2 separate regions of the Homo sapiens genome follow, and region 1 is linked to region 2. A link is a loop called in an ENCODE intact Hi-C map of the cell type or tissue named here. Cell type or tissue: heart right ventricle. All regions are shown on one strand. Links, peaks and the distances in the headings refer to the core of each region. The heading gives the core; the rest is flanking DNA. Region 1 overlaps RAP1B (RAP1B, member of RAS oncogene family). Region 2 has its middle 27 kb from the start of MDM1.

Region 1 (8,345 bases), core at 299-8,298, 310 kb after region 2:
CCACCCCAGCCCCCAAGTTGTGGCAACCAAAAATGTTTCCAGACATTGCCAGATGTTCCCCAGTTGGATTGTTGGGGGACAAGGGAGGTGAACTTGGAGGGCAAAATCACCCTGGTGAAGAACTACTGCTCTGGTGGGAAACAACACATTAGTTACAGATGAGTGTTAGGGTTACAAGATGGATGGTTTACTATATAGTGAATAAGAATATAAAGTTTGGAGCCAGACTTCCTGGGTTTTTAATCCCAGCTCTTCCAGTTCCTACTATATGCCTTTGGTTGGGTGCCTTGGTTTCCTCATCTGTAAAATGAGAATGATAATACCTACTTCATAGGAGAGTGAAATGAATGCCAGTGCTATCCTCTAGGTCTATATATATATATATATATATATATTATATATAGTACATATATAGAGAGAGTATATATATATATGTAGTACAGTGGAGGTCTATATAATACTATATATATAATTTATTTTTTTCAATGCTGATAGGAATAAGGCTGTGGTTTGGCAAAAAGCACCATTTTCTCCTATACAAAATAGTAACTGCAGTTTGGGAGCACAACTCATGTAGATTGACTTTTCTGGTGCTTAATGGGAAAATACTAAAATAATTGAGTCAGAAAAGGCATGAATTCCTTTTCACGTCCCCAAGGATACTTGAAGAAACTTGAGTTTTAGGAGAAAATCAGAGTGGTCTTTCACTTACATTTTTCTAAAAAGTGTAAAAACCCTGTATTGACTTTCTTGTTGATTCAGTTGTTTCTTAAACGTAAATAGCTCATCTTTACCATATGTGGGCATTACAAATAGAAATTTTTAAAATTCCATTTATAAAATGAAGTTTTGCCGTTTTTTTTTTTAAATCATTCCGTCTTTAGTTGTGGGACAGCAAACTTAGAATCGAAACTCATCACTACAACTTTTCTTTGAGTTAAACTCTTATCTGTGTTTTCATTGAATTTAATCTCCATCTATTCTATCTCTTCTTAAATCTTGGAAATGTAAAAGGGAGTTATAGTGTTTTACAATTAATACTCTTACTATTACCTTAGAAGCCTTAAAAGTGCTTGCAGGCTTGTCTCATAATCTGTCAGTGAGCCTTAACATTGTGATTTGTAAGACTAAAATTTTTTTTTCAAACAAAACAAATCTGACAGCCTGGGCAACATAGACCCCATCTCTACAAAAAAAAATTTTTTTTTAATTAGCTGGGCATGGTGGTGCACGTCTGTACCTGTAGTCCCAGCTATTCAGAAGGATTGCTTGATCCCAGGAGATCAAGGATACAGTGAACTGTGTTCGCGCCACTGCACCCCCACGATGGCAATAGAGTGAGACCCTGTCTTAGAAAAAAAAGATAAATAAGTCTGTTCTATTTGTTACAGTGCATCAACACATTTGAATTTTCTTTTTTTTTCTTTTTCTTTTTTTTTTTTGAGACTGAGTTTCGCTCTTGTTGCCCAGGCTGGCGTACAGTGGTGCGATCTTGGCTCACCCCAACCTCTGCCTCCCAGGTTCAAGCAATTCTTCTGCCTCAGCCTCCTGAATAGCTGGGATTACAAGCATGCACCACCACGCCTGGCTAATTTTGTATTTTTTGGTAGAGATGAGGTTTCTCCATGTTGGTTAGGCTGGTTTCGAACTCCCGACCCAGGTGATCCGCCTGCGTCAGCCTCCCAAAGTGCTGGGATTACAGGTGTGAGCCACCGCACCCAGCCTAATCAATACATTTGATATTTCAAGAATACATGAGAGAAGAGAGGTAGATTGAGAACAGAACTAAACTTTATATATGTTTCCTTAACTATTGGGAGGAAAATGGATGAGTCTGTGTTGGGATACCTGTTGAAACAAGACTACTAAACAGATTAATCAACTAATTCCATAGGCTTGACATTAGTTTATCTTTGAAAAGTAAAAGTAAAGTGCTTATTGCTAAATAGGTCTGTATTCTAAATGCTGCCATTTTTTAAAAAAAGTATTCCATGTTACACACATTTTAAACTTGCTTCTTAAAACATCCCTGTTGGTGGCCTGTAGGTTACTGACCTTAGGAATTACAGGCTTTATCCAAAATTAGGCATATCTACCTGATTTTTGTATCTGAGAATCAATAAATGCATTCAGTATTCTCTACCGTGTTTCAGGCGCTGTTTACAATATCGGAGGTACAGCAGGGATTTTCTGCCCACGTGGGGAAAACACACAGCAAATGAACAAAGCTCTATTGGTAACAGTCTGTTAAACTTTCTAAGAGCTTTCCAACTTTCTAAGAGAAAATTGTAATGATTTTAGAAAAGTGAGCTGTCATTTTTCATATATATAAATTTTTTTATTCATAGGTAATCTAATTTTTCTCATTTCTCCAAAAGGGTACGAAGACAGTTTTTACTATGTTGTTTTACTATGAACCTAGTTTAACCTGACTTTCCTTACAGACCCACATAAATGAGACAATCCAAATTTAGTATTTGGGTCAAAATGCAGGGTTTTTTCCTGAAAACAAAACAGCACACACATATATTACAGGATTTTTATGTAATAATATATTCACTTCAGTCAGGTTTCAGTTTTTAAATAGGCAGAGATCAAAAGCCTCTAATGTTTTTGTCATCCGCCATTATTACCCATTCAAATTTCTATTTATGTCTGGTAGTTATGTCCCCTGTGAGCACTAATTTCAGAACAGGAAATTCTATTAACTGTCAAACTCTTTAATGTGCAGTGCAGTAGGTTTGGAGCAGAGGGGAGTAGGAAGGAGTAAATGATATAATCCAGTCTGGCCTGGCATGGTGGCTCACACTTGTAATCCCAATGCTTTGGGAGGCCGAGATGGGTGGATCACTGGAAGCCAGGAGTTTGAGACAAGCCTGGCCAACATGGTGAAACCCCGTCTCTACTAAAAATAACAAAAATTAGACGGGCACGGTGGTGTGTGCCTGTAATCCCAGCTACTCAGGAGGCTGAGGCAGGAGAATCACTTGAACCTGGGAGGCCGAGGTTGCAGTGAGCTGAGATCACACCACTGCACTTCAGCATGGGCAACAGAGTGAGACTGCAAAAAAAAGAAAAAGAAAAAAAAATCCAGTCTCTGCTGGCAAGGTGTTTAACAAGTCAATGATGGGAAAGACCAGTCAAATAAACTATCAGATCTAATAACTTTTCTAACCATAGGTGATTCTTCTTCCATTATCCATACTAAAGCAAGTGACTCATAATAAAAATTGTTATTTTGTAAAATATATGGACTGTTTGCTTTATATTCCCAACTATTACATCTGGTTGACTATTAACAGGTCAATGTCAGATTTCCTGAGCAAATCAACCAATAATGAAAAACTATGTGGCTGGCAGAAAAAAATAAGTGCGTGTGGTGGTGCTTGCCTGTAATCCCAGCTGCTTGGGAGGCTGAGGTAGGAGGAACTCTTGAGCTCCGGTGGTTTGAGGCCAGCATGGATAACATAGGGAGACCCTGTCACTTGACAAAAGTATCTTTCCCTACTGGAAATGGAATAGAATCGGATGGGTATGGTACAGCAGGTAGTTATGGGGAGACCTCTACTGTTCTAAATGAGACTAATAGTAAATGTTACATAACTAAAGCAACAGATTTGCCAGCTGTGTGAAAGATAACCCAGAGAGGGGTAATGGTAGAGCCAGAATTAACACAGCCAGCTTGTCAGCTACCTTTGAACATGTATTTTCTGTGCAGTCAGATTTGAAGGGTTGGACCTTGGAGTTACTGACATTGGAGGCAACTGAAACCATGAGTGTGAATGAAATTATTTTCGTAAGAATTACTTGGGGTTAAAAATAGTAATAAAAAGGAAAGCCTGGCCTAAACAGTCTTGGGATGGGGAGAAGGGTTGGAGTACAAAGGATTGCTATTACAAAGACATGGGCAGAGAACAAGGCAAATAGCTGAGCAGCAATTGAGAATACAGCATCTTTTATGGCAAAGAGCAAAATACTATTGTTCCTCTTCTAGTATGCTATAGACCAGCAGTAATTTTGTGCTCTAAAATGCTTATTTTTATCTCTCTGTATATACTTGGTGGTGAATTTGCTACAAATGTAAGGAGATGATGGGATAGTTTTTGGAAATACCATCCTCTAATTAGTACCAGGTCTATGTATATCTGCAGCAACTATAAAGTCTGTTTCAGAGTCAGTATTGGCAAACTTATATTTAAATTCAGCTGTAACAAGACATCTTTTTTTTTTTTTTTGAGAGAGTCTGGCTCTGTCACCCAGGCTGGTGTGCAGTGGCGCGATCTCGGCTCACTGCAACCTCCGCCTCCCAGGTTCAAGCAGTTCTCTGCCTCAGCCTCCCGAGCAGCTGGGATTACAGGCATCTGCCACCAAGCCCTGCTAATTTTTCTATTTTTAGTAGAGACGGGGTTTCGCCATCTTGGCCAGGCTGGTCTTGAACTCCTGACCTCGTGATCCATCTGCTTCAGCCTCCCAAAGTGCTGGGATTACTGGCATGAGCCACTGCGCCCGGCAAGTTGTCTTTCAAATATATGCCTTTGCAGTATTTCTCTACTTCCCCAGTAATGTAAACTTTATTTTCTCTCAATTTTCGTAAGTGGTATTTTGGTGCTTTACCCAAAATATTAGGGAGAAAATTCTTCTTTTTAATTGGATTCTCGTATGTTGATCTATTTCTATTGTTTTCTAAAAAAAAGTTAGTGTCCTAGTTTAAAAGTATATATTAGTTTCCTAGGGCTGCTGTAACAAATTATCACAAATTTGGTGGCTTAAAGCAACAGAAATGTACTCTTTCACAGTTCTGAAGGTCGAAGTCCAAAATCAAAGTGTTAGGATGTACTCCTAGAGGCTCTCGGAGAGAACCTGTTCCCATGGCATTATGCCACATCACATGTGCCTCTATCTTTGTATCTCCTCCTCTCTATAATCTTTCTTTTAAAAGGACAATTGTTTTGACATTTAGGGCTTACCCACATACTTCAGGATAATCTCATCTCAAAATGCTTAATCACATCTGCAAAGACACTTTTTTCAAATAAAGTTAACAGACAGAAGTTTGGGGGTTGGGATGTGGACATGCCTTTGGGAGCCATTAACAACCTACCAAAACATTTTAACAATTTTTCAGTACCAAAGACTAGTATGGGTCTGCTCCAAGATAACTCAAAACATTCTGAACTGAATCAGCAGACCCTCAGGTCTCCCTAGAGAGATCCTGAGCACCTAGGAAAGCCCCAGAATTAAGCTACTCTACAAGGATTCTGAGGGAAGTCTGGGATTAGGTGAGACTTTAATGAGTCCATCAGAGGTTTAGTATGGACTAGTTCTACAGTTCCAGAAGCAACATACTGGGTATGGAATATTGTTAACCATTGTCATCCCACAGAATTACCTTCTACTTGTGTCAGTATATATCCTGCCTACCCTACATATTTTATATTTATCAATGATGACAGAAACTTCCCCCCTTTTACTTAGATCTAATAGTAATATAACAAACTTTTCTTTTTCATTTTCAGACATATCCAGAGGGTTTTCTCTTCATCTCACGCATCCCACCTTTAATCAGACATATGTGATTCATATGAGAGAAAATTAGTGTTTCTGAGACCAAATGGTGGTGTTTATAAGATTTTGCTTCTGCACTGAATTCAATGTTTTATTTACTGCTTGGTTATTTTGTTTTTGTTTTTTAAGAAATGGGAGGAGTGTAATATCTAGAGGTACATGAAAAAAAGAAATGGAAGGAATGGACAGGCCCAGAATTAAATGATAAAAACTCATCTGGTTGGAATGAAGTACACTGAACATTTGAGGAAGTTAGAGATTAATTCAACCCAGTGGGTTTTGGGGTTTTTATATGTGTTAGTACATTCAGCGTTAGGGTTGGGTTTCTTGTCTCTGTAATCACTTCTCAAAAATGAATTTGGGCTTCTCCAGATAGCCTTTTTATCCATTTATTATTTCAAGTAATGGTATAAGGAAATTGTAACCATTTGTGTGCTTTACATGTTTAAGATACAAACTTACAGTTCCCAGAAGTCAATTCAGTCATTCTCTATAAGAGCTGTTGTGGAAAAAGTTCTCACTTCACTTACTCATTCCTTTGCATTTTCCAACTTTAGTAAAGCATGACTTCATGCCTTGGATCATACAGGATTTCAACGGGAGATTTATAAGTCTATTTTGTTAGAATAAAAAGCAATAATACTTCCTGAAATACATCTTGGGCTCTTTGCAGAAGCTGAACTATCTGGTAATTACTATTTAGCAAACAGCTAACAGCTAGCTCTTAATTTTTCAGAAATAAGAGGACATCATTGGCCACTATCATACCACTAATTTTATTCCACCAATGCTTTCACAGAGGATGTCACCAAAGAAAGAAGTGGCATCCACTACCCCTCCCCCATCCTTCCACTCTGAACCAGTACAGGATATTCTCATGGTCAGGGCATTCTCTCCTTGGCAGGATGTAGTTAATGACATATGCAGAATTAATGACTTGGTTGCCCTAGGCCCCCCGTCAAGGCTTTTGTTCAAGGGAGAGTAAAGAGGATAGGTCTCAGTATGTCATCCAAACAGGATGGATACAGAATGCCAACCAGGTTAGCCCTGGCAAGTTAAGACATTTTACAGTGCCACTACCTACCTCCATACTGTATCAGAGGAGCCAGTTGCACAGTGTTGATCTCCCTAAGACTATTATAATAAGGAAGGGGTTTTTTTCTTAGCCCAGTTACTACTAAAACTCACTCAGAGGAGCAAGTGAAATTTGTCACAATTGGCTCGACTGCTTTATCTCACTTTGAAAAAGAAAAGTTACAAATTCTAGTAAGCAAAAGATTTTTTGTGACCAGGTCTCCCTGACCTGCACAAAATAAACTCTTCATGAGTTAAACCAAAACAGATTTAATGTCTAAACTTAAATCTAGTTTGACATTAACTTCTTTTCCAAAGAGAAATAACGTTAACAATCTGAAATCATCCCTGCACAGACTTTCTTGGCTCTTCTTTTCTGCCGTCCTATGAATCACAAATAGAAGTTTAAGAAAGCTGTCAGGTAGGCGCCTCAAATTCATTTAAAATGAGGAATGATGAAAGAATAAGAAAAACCAGCAAATGATAGCTTACTTATTCAGTTATTTGGCTTGATACTGCTTGAAAGTGACATTTCTAGATTAAAGATCTGATAAGCTCTGATAGTTGGGAAATAATACTAGTTATTTCTTGGACACCCTAAGATGTGCCACCATTGCTCTAAGCACTTTACATGTGTTGTTCAACCCTCAGCAATGCTATGAAATAGGGGCTGAGTCTCCTAATAGAGCTAATGAATGCATTATATCAAAAGAATGAAATGTTAAATATAGACACTGGAAAATAAAATTACTTTTGCTTGTATTATAAGTGAATACCTTGAAAGCTCAAAAAAATCTATTAGAAGTATTCAGGAACTTGGCTGGATATAAGATAAGCATGCCAAAAATCAATAGCTTTTCTTTATATTTATAAAAAATACCTACAAGTTGATATAGTAAACACGACAGATAAAAACTAAATGCCTTAAGGTATAAGGCTAAGAAAGAACTATTATAAACTCTTATTGAAGGACATAAATCAAGATCTGAACAAATACACTGGGAAGATAATATCATAAAAATATCAATTCCCCCAAATTAGCATGTTAATGTATAATGATTACAATTTAAATTTCAACTGGCTGAGGCTTTGTTTTTGTTTTTGATTTTTTAATAGACTGGATGTTGGTCTTGAACTCCTGGGCTCAAGCAAGTGTCACACCTTGGCCTCCCAAAGTGGATTATAGGCATGAGCCACCGTGCCAGACTTGGGTGAGGTTTTGAAATTGAAATTAAGCAAAATGGGCCGGGCACGGTGGCTCACACCTGTAATCCCAGCACTTTCGGAGGCCGAGGGGGGCGGATCACGAGGTCAGGAGATGGAGACCATCCTGGCTAACATGGTGAAACCCCGTCTCTACTAAAAATACAAAAATTAGCCAGGCATGGTGGCAGGTGCCTGTAATCCCAGCTACTCTGGAGGCTGAGGCAGGAGAATCGCTTGAACCCAGGAGGCAGAGGGTGCAGTAGCTGAGATTGTACCACTGCACTCCAGCCTGGGTGACAGAGCAAATCTCTATCTCAAGAAAAAGAAAAAAGAAAAGAAATTAAGCAAAATGATCTTAAAGTTCAAGTGAAAGAGTAGAGTAGAACTGAGTCCAGAACTAGATTCCAGTATATGACGTTTATACGTGACAAAAATATATTTCTTTTTCTTTCTTTTTTTTTTTTTTTTTTTTGAGACAGTTTCCCTCTTGTTGCCCAGAC
Region 2 (8,345 bases), core at 220-8,219:
CGGGAATATGTCAGGAGCTTAAACACTCAGCCTCCTGCTAGGAAAGAGAAACTAATGTCAGAGAAAATGTTTAAAAGGAGAGCATTTGAAGGATGGGGAAACCATTAAATTAGAGCATGCTTTTTTTCCCATTTTTCATTTTAAGTGACTCAAAAGTAGGGGAGGAAAAGGGAGAGACAATTCAACACTGCAGAAATGACCACTGACAGCTATAAACAAATGTCTGAATGTTCTCTTCTAGGCAAGATAGTACTACTTTCTGTTACACAGCGTGAGATCTCATTATGTTCTTTTGATAACTGAACACTACACTACTGGTAACATGGAAAACTTATTAAAAATATTCATTAGAGAATTAATATGCTTCATTTCTTCCGATTAAGTGTTGTAATAAAGATATCTTGTCTTTATGTGCCAAATATCTCTCAAAAGAATGAAGAATATCAGAGTTTTAAAAATCTGATTGAATTCATTTACAAACTGTTAACTACTAGAAACAACCTGGCATAATATCCACCTGATTCCTCATAGATGGGTAACTAGTATTATTGATTTGATTTCACTCATCCTCAGGGATTAGAGCAATCTACTTATGGTGACTTCTTGCTTGCTTGCTTTTCTTTTTCTTTCTTTCTTTCTTTTTTTTTTTTTTTGACAGTCTTCCTCTGTTACCCAGGCTGGAGTGCAGTGACAGTCATAGCTCACTGTATCCTCAAAATCATGAGCTCAAGTGACCCTCCTGCTTGAGCCTCTCAAGTAGCTAGGACTACAGGCATGCACTACCTTGCCCAGCTGATTTAAAAAAAAAAAAAATTTGTGAGACAGGGTGTTGCTATGTTGCCCAGGCTGGTCTTGAGCTCCTGGCCTCAAGTGGTCCTCCTGCCTAGGCCTCCCAAAGTGTTGGGATTATAGGTGGGAGCCACTGTGTCCAGCCAACTTCTTAATAACTGAAGCAAAACACTACATAGATGTTGAAACTTCAGTAATAAAGTTGATAACATCAAGTTGCCTTGGCTTCTCCATGTAGACATTAATAGGGATAAAGAACAACTTGTTGAATCAACAAAGATTATCCCAAACACAGGAGGAAAGGAAGAGCAAGGTAAAAGAGAACAAATGAATGGAAAGCTATGTGTCCAGAATCACAGGAATGAATACAGGATAATAAAAGAGAAGAAAGATGTAGGTGAAGGGACAGGGACATATTCAAGGAAAAGCTTAGTAGTAAAGGCATTTACAAACCAGTGAGGGAACTTAAAGATGACCAGAAAAGGGAGCTAAGCATTTTTGTGGCAGCATCTGGAACTGCCTGGAGGATGGAGAAAGGCCCCAGAGAAAAAAGTGACATATATCATGGGTTTCCATGGTGATGATGACAGTGTCACTATCAGAGCATTATGACTTCAGAATAGAAATGAGGATATAATAATAGCATACACTAACATCTCCCTTTTAAATCCCTCCCAAAGCTCTTAGTATTTACTCATTAATTTTCACAACACCTATGAATTAGGGAGTATTACCTATTTTAGAGATCAAAAAATCAGAAACAATTGAAATGGCCACAATGCCTGAAAAAGTATATTGCTGCTAATCTCTCACCCTGCACTATAAACTTGTGGGATAATTGACATAAAGACTATTTCACTGGTGCTTATGCTAAGTAATATGATGAGTTTTTTGAGCTAACCATTTTTGGGAAATGTACGTTGGACCACTGGAGAAAAAACTTTCTAACAAGTGTTCTTAGATTTCTTCTTAATTATAAAACATGAGAAAACAGAAATTTCAGCCTTTTCAACAGCTGAGCATTGTTTTCCAAATGTTTTGCATCAAAGATTACCTGTCTGTCTTCCCCATGGGTTGCTTTTATTGCAACTGGCATTCTTTCAGGCTTTTTAATTTTTTTTCTGGGCTTTGTTTCACTTTACTCTTCTTCCCCCCTCTTCCCCCTACTTCATTCATCTGTTCCATTAACCCCCCTTCAAACACACCCTCAAAACCAGGGATGGGGCCTATGACTATATCACTATAAAATTCTTATTACTACTCATTCTTAGAATGATTAGGACACTCATTAACCTGGAGAGGAAATTCATATTACAGTTGAAGAAGTTTTGGAATCGGACAAGCTGGGTTCTAATCCTGCCTCTGACACCTGCCAGCAAAGTGACCTTAGACCAACTACTTCTCTGATCTTAGTTTTCTCCATCTGTAAAGTAAAATTATATTTGTATGTATTTCCCAGGGTTGCTGTGAGGATAAAATTGGATAATGTATATAGAGCATTTAGCAAGAGTTATTCCTGAGGCTATGAAAACGCAGGCTTCCCTATCTAGGTAGCTCTCCTTCCACTTTCTCATACCCTATTTTGCAATCCCCAACTTGACTCTAAAGCCTTTTAACACTAATCTCCTTTCAAGGGTCTCTCTCTGTTCCCATCTTGAAGACAAAGAGCAAGAATGCTCAGAAAAGCTATGTTCACATTCAGTATCTATTGGGACCTCAGGAAGTGGCTGAGGGACTATAAATCCAGAGAACAAAATTTTACTGTGTTTCCTCCTTCCAAACCATGTGATCTTGGGTAAGCTGCTTCTCAGATCCTCAAGTTTCTTCTGTAAAATGGCATCACAATGCCTACCTCATAGAAAATTTTTTTTTGAGACAAGTTTCGCTCGTTGCCTAGGCTGCAGTGCAATGGCACAATTTCAGCTCACTGCAACCTCTGTCTCCCAGGTTCAAGTGATTCTCCTGCCTCAGCCTCCCAAGTAGCTGGGATTACAGGCATGCACCAACACACCTGGCTAATTTTGTATTTTTAGTAGAGACGGGGGTTTTTCCATGTTAGTCAGGCTGGTCTTGAACTCCCAACCTCAGGTGATCTGCCTGCCTTGGCCTCCCAAAGTGCTGGGATTACAGGCATGAGCCACTGCTCCCGGCCTTTACAGAGATCTTATGAAAGTTAAAAGTACTTATGAATGTAAAAATGGCTTATACAGGAGCATAACACACAATCAATGTTCAATAAAGTGTGACCTGAACGTGACTGTGAATTAAAAATATTTCCTATCATTCTCACTTTCCTAGAATTTAACAGTAATGAAGTAAATTCTGGTATATCCTGTGATGCAGTTACTAAAATCCTAGAGTAGAACATTATTAACATGGGGAAAATGCTCATGATCTATTACTAAGTGAATAGTATTTTATATTATTTTTGTTTTTTAAAAAACACTCAACACATACACACACACACACAGACACAAAAAGGGTTTTTACCAAACTTTTCTGTACTAAGCATTTATCCTTTTCTATTTAGGGACAGAAAGTTAAAATAGAAATTTTAAAAGGAGCTATGGCAAAAAAAAAAAAAAAAGTATTGTATGGTGGGTCCATCAAGCATGACAATGGAAGGAAGGCACTAAAAGCAGTGGGGAGTGTGGAGAGGGTAAGGAGAAGCCAAGAGTGGGGGAAGGGAGAGGGAGAAAACAGGTCAGAGTGAGGACGAGGTAAGTCAGGGCTCAGAGTCAGAGGAGCCTTGTCTTCCATGCGTTTGTTGCTGGGATTGCCAAAATGCCTGCGGAGATACAGGGTCGCGTCTCAGCCATGCAGGCCACAAACATTCAAAGTTCACTGGGGGAACTGGGAGCCGGAGGAATTCTGAGCCCAGGGGGCTTTAGATGCCCTGATTTTTCTGTCTCAGATCCACAGAAAGGGTGATTTACTTGCCTGCTTACGCAAAAGCTAACAGATGACCTAGATGGCCTCCCATGTGGCTTTCAAGTCTAGGAGACTGATTTACTAGGGTTTTGATTTATTCTCCTCCAATGAGCAAGAAACCAAAAGCTATCACCGCTAGGTGGCATGCCCCAAATACTATTAAACTTTGAAACTGGCAGAAAAGTTGGTATCTCAGGGAATCACACACACTCTATAAGTCAAAAGCACTGCTAGAGGCAACAAGATGATCATAGAAGATTTTCAGTTTCTCACTGTTAAAAACAAAAATCATCAAGCAAAACCACTGTAACAATAACAAACACTCCTTTCCCAAATAATATATTAAATGCGTTTCTCATGGACACATCCTGGAATCCCCCTGGGAAACATGGCCCCCATACCCCTATCAGTGCCTATAACAATCTCCTCCTTTCCCAACCAAAATAAACAAGTGTCCCCTATCATATGCCAAAAGCAGAAGTAGGTCTCTGATGTCATCAAAGAATAATGTACAACCACAGATACAAGATTTGCATGAGCTGAAGTAGGACAAGAAATTCCCCACACAGGATCTATTATGGTCGAGAAAGGACAAGAATGGGACCCAGGCCAGAAAGAATATACTTCTTTTGACCTAATAATCTTCTCTTTCTAAATATCACTGCCACTGTCAGGATCTCTATATTAAGCTAGAGCTGTTAGTCATTTACACCTTAATGTGGATTACTTTTCTCTGCTGTCTTTTCTCCGGAACGTTACATGTCATTGGTTATTCTACAAGAATAAAATTTTAGTTGAATGGCTAAAAAGAGGAATGATTTTAGAGCACATGAAAGGAGTACCCAGAAAGGACAGGACAGGGTAGGGCCTTGAACTTGAGGACTCTGCATATGGCTGCAGAGGGTCACCAAGCTCTTGGCATTTTTGAATGAGGAGAGGAGAGTGTAGATGGAGAAATAATTAAAGGGAAGTGCTGAAAGAAAGGGATGTGGCAAGACACATTTTGCATAATTCATAGATTTGCCTAGGACTATCTGGATGCCTAGTGATGAAATGTGAAGAAATACAGACAATTTGGTATTTTCCAACTATGTAACTCTAACAGGAAATTCCCTGTATTGTCCTATATTTAAATAAATTAAATATATGAGATGTGACAATAAATACAAGGGCAGATTTTTTTAAGCAAACACACATGTATAGACACACAAATGAGTTATTATCCCTTTCAAAGTATTCACCCATTTTAATAATGCAAACCATTTTGGAAGCTCCTCTTTTAAAATTGACACATATCTTTTGAAAACCCAGTGCTAACACAACAGCATTCTTTCTGAAAGTGGATTTCATTTGTTGAAAGAGTCAAAAGTTGGCTGGGTGTAGTGGCTCACCCCTTTAATCCCAACACTATGGGAAGTAAAGGCAGGAGATAGCTCGAAGCCAGGAGTTCAAGATCAGCCTTGGCAACATAGCGAGACCCTATCTCCACAAAAAAAAAAAAAAAAAAAAAAAAAAGGCACTGGCCTGGTGCGGTGGCTCACACCTGTAATCCCAGCACTTTGGGAGGCTGAAGTGGAAGGATTGCTTGAAGCCAGAAGTTCAACACCAGCCTGGGCAATACAGTGGGACCCCATCTCAATAAAAAATATAAAATTTTGAAAAAGTCATTTGGAGCTAAATTTGGCAAACAGAAAGGATGATCAATAAGAATGTTCCATTTTTGGTCAAAACTGAAGCACGACTCAGAAGTATGTGCTCTAGTATCACACTGGGCCACAATCCTTCTTCCACCATTTTATTAGCTCTGTGAACATAAGCAAGTTATGAAATCATTATTTGCCTCGGTTCTCTCATCTATAAAATGCAAATGATAATAATACCTACCTGATAATGTTGCTACGAGATTAAATGACATAATGCATACAAAATACTTACATGGTACTGTAAGTATACGTGGTAAGTAAGTATACACGGTACTGTATAGGGGCAAATGCCAAATAAATAGTAATAATGTTAGTAGTGGCAACAGCAATAATAGTAGAAGTGGCAGCAGCCACAGTAATATGTGGCTTGTAAACCTAAGGAGGCAATTTTTAAAATATGTAGCCTCCCAACTAGCAACTTTCAATAACTGCACCAATTTGCATGTGTATTCTGACATATTTTTAATCTTGTTTTTTTGTTTCTTAACCCATTCTTATTTAAACTCAGATGGCACATATTTTCCAAAGAGTTCCCTCCAGTCAGTGAAGAATATTCAGAGAGGCAGCTTCTGTACCAGTGGTTTAAAATTATTGTACCAATACATTAGAATTCATGAAGATGCTCTATTATCTAGACATGTCAAATTATATGTCTTGTTAATTCACAATAAAGATGTATCAAGCAAATGCCGATCATTTTCTAAAAACTGCTAAAACAGATTAAATCAGTCACTGACTAAAATAGATCTACTCAATCAATATATAATTATTGACCATAAATTTTGGGCTGTATGGTCTGGTCTCTGGGGTAACAACCAGAGATATACGGATGAACCAAACAGATATAGCAGACCAACAGGAAGTTCTTGGATTCTCGAAACTACTTCCAGCTAAGGGACACACACACACAAATACATAGGGCACCTCTGGAAGAACACTCAATACACTAGCAATAGTGATTGTCTCTGGGGAGCAATTATTTAATACTACTTTGAACTGTTCAAGTTACCTTATGCATGCGTTACCTTTTCAAAAAGTAAATAGAAGTTAAAAATTTAAACTTTTATATACAACAAAAAATGGAGTAGTTTCTTCAAACCTGCTATGCTGATTCACATCTATTTTAATGATGTGAAATATCTGTGCTTACCTCTTCACTTAGAAAATTAAATCATTCACTACAATATAATACTGTTATTGATCCCAGTCCATTAATTACTCCTAATTTCCCTTGTAAGCACATAATAACAGCTGTGCAACCCATCAGTCCACATGCCACGGTGATGGCCTGTTGAAATGCTTTGCTAAAGAATTTGGTCATGGAGGGGTTATCAGGATATTGTCATCTTTCTGGGTAACCATTTCCAAAGCTGGTGAGCAGAGTCTAAAGCCAACTCAGCATAGCCATCCAGCATCCTCCTCATCCATCAGCTGCATGTCTTCCCAAGGTGCTAAGCAATGACCTTCCTCCATGAACACTGAGGCTCATTTTCTTCTTTGAGGCTCATTGCTATGTTCTCAACTCCAGAGAGTAGTATGTCCTTCAGGTTTAAACTTGCCAAAAAAAAATCCATAAATCAATCAGCAAACATTTATAAATCATCTCCCACATTCAAGGTACTGTGATGGATGTTTCAGGGATGTCAAGAAATATAAAATGTGGTTTCTAAACTCTAAGAGTTTATTGTCTAGTTAGAGAACTAAAACACATAAAAATTCAAAACATGGAACCATACAAGTAGAATACTAAAAGTACCAAATTAAGAGGTTAAGGGGGAAGAGGCAATAATATTTATCAAATGGCTGTGCACTGTGCTAGGTGCTTCACATGTCCATTTCACTTAATCATCCTTCCAGTTCCACTTTGAATTCCATTTTATAGACTTGGAGGTGAAGAAAGTTGCCTAAAATCACACAGATGATCATGGCAGGGCTTGCGTTTAAATTAAAGTAAGCCTGATTCCAAGGCCCTGCTCTTCTGACTCAAGCTTTGTCTTCCCAATATATACCACGATCCCCGTAGAAAATAAGTGCTCTAAGGATTAATTGAAACAAGTTATCACTTTGAATGGTAGCATAAGGCATCATGAACAGGATGTGAAATTTGAGAAAAGCTTTTAAACAGGTTAAAAACCCAAGGATGAGTAGAATGTTATAAGGTAAAAGGAAGGAAGAAAAATCTATTTCCATCTGTAAGAAAGTGCCTGTACTACAGTGTAGAGATGGAAGAGCCCAAGCTGGTGAGACGACCATTCTGTGTTGTGCCTGATCTGGTTACCTGCTCATCTCAGTACAGGTATACAGCATGGTCCTGGAAGTGCAGAGGTGCTTTAGGGACCAGCCAACCCATGAATAAGTGGGCTCTTCTTGGGAGGCAGTATTCCTGCACATACAATAGGAAAGGCATGGGCCAAACATCTCCAAGCCTTATATCTTCTCAGGGATTCTTGGTGTATGTCAGTGGCCCATCATACAAGACCAACAATTTTACTTAATTATAGGTAATGAATATATTAAAATGAACATATAGATATTTTGGAGTAGAATCCAGCATTAACATGGATTTTGTTAGTACAAGGTATTAATGTAATGCCATGCTTGTAATGGGCCCCATGAGCTCTGGCCCAGACGGCTGGGATTCATAGTTTGTACTCCTCTCCCATTAGGGGTTTCTCAGGGTGAGGACTGAGAGGTGCTGATATGGAGGAGACACACATGTGGCATAGCACATGATATTGTGGAGGCAAAAAGAGAGGAAAAGAGGGTCTATAATGGCCCTCCAGATCTCCATGTTCTGATGTCTGTTGTCATCCATACTCTCGTGTTGTTTGTTTCTTGCCTTGACTAATGAATAAAGTTCTCATTAGGAACACTCCATGCGTTACTAGGTCCTCATAGTCATCTTCGGCTTTGCACTTTGTC

What was found. A loop is a pair of places that touch in the nucleus more often than their neighbours do. Peaks named below come from ENCODE experiments on the same cell type or tissue, not always from the same donor. Only the 100,000 strongest peaks of a DNase experiment are listed, where the experiment ranks them.
Region 1: it touches region 2 in a loop (4-fold over the local background); 29 of 110 quality-filtered maps call a loop at or near these places.

The regions. Positions count from the first base shown.
Region 1 is chr12:68,661,639-68,669,983 of GRCh38, forward strand. It overlaps RAP1B (RAP1B, member of RAS oncogene family), which reads left to right. Exons shown (of 8, transcript NM_001010942.3): 8 at 1-8,345. Among named protein-coding and RNA genes, the nearest start is that of NUP107, 21 kb to the right of the region's middle. In heart right ventricle, for the core only: a CTCF peak has its summit at 3,568; no DNase peak of the experiment used is centred there; H3K27ac peaks cover 1,083 bases.
Region 2 is chr12:68,355,160-68,363,504 of GRCh38, forward strand. No RefSeq gene overlaps it. Among named protein-coding and RNA genes, the nearest start is that of MDM1, 27 kb to the left of the region's middle. RefSeq lists an enhancer at 3,105-3,616. In heart right ventricle, for the core only: a CTCF peak has its summit at 3,871 (motif pointing right); a DNase peak (open chromatin) is centred at 3,852.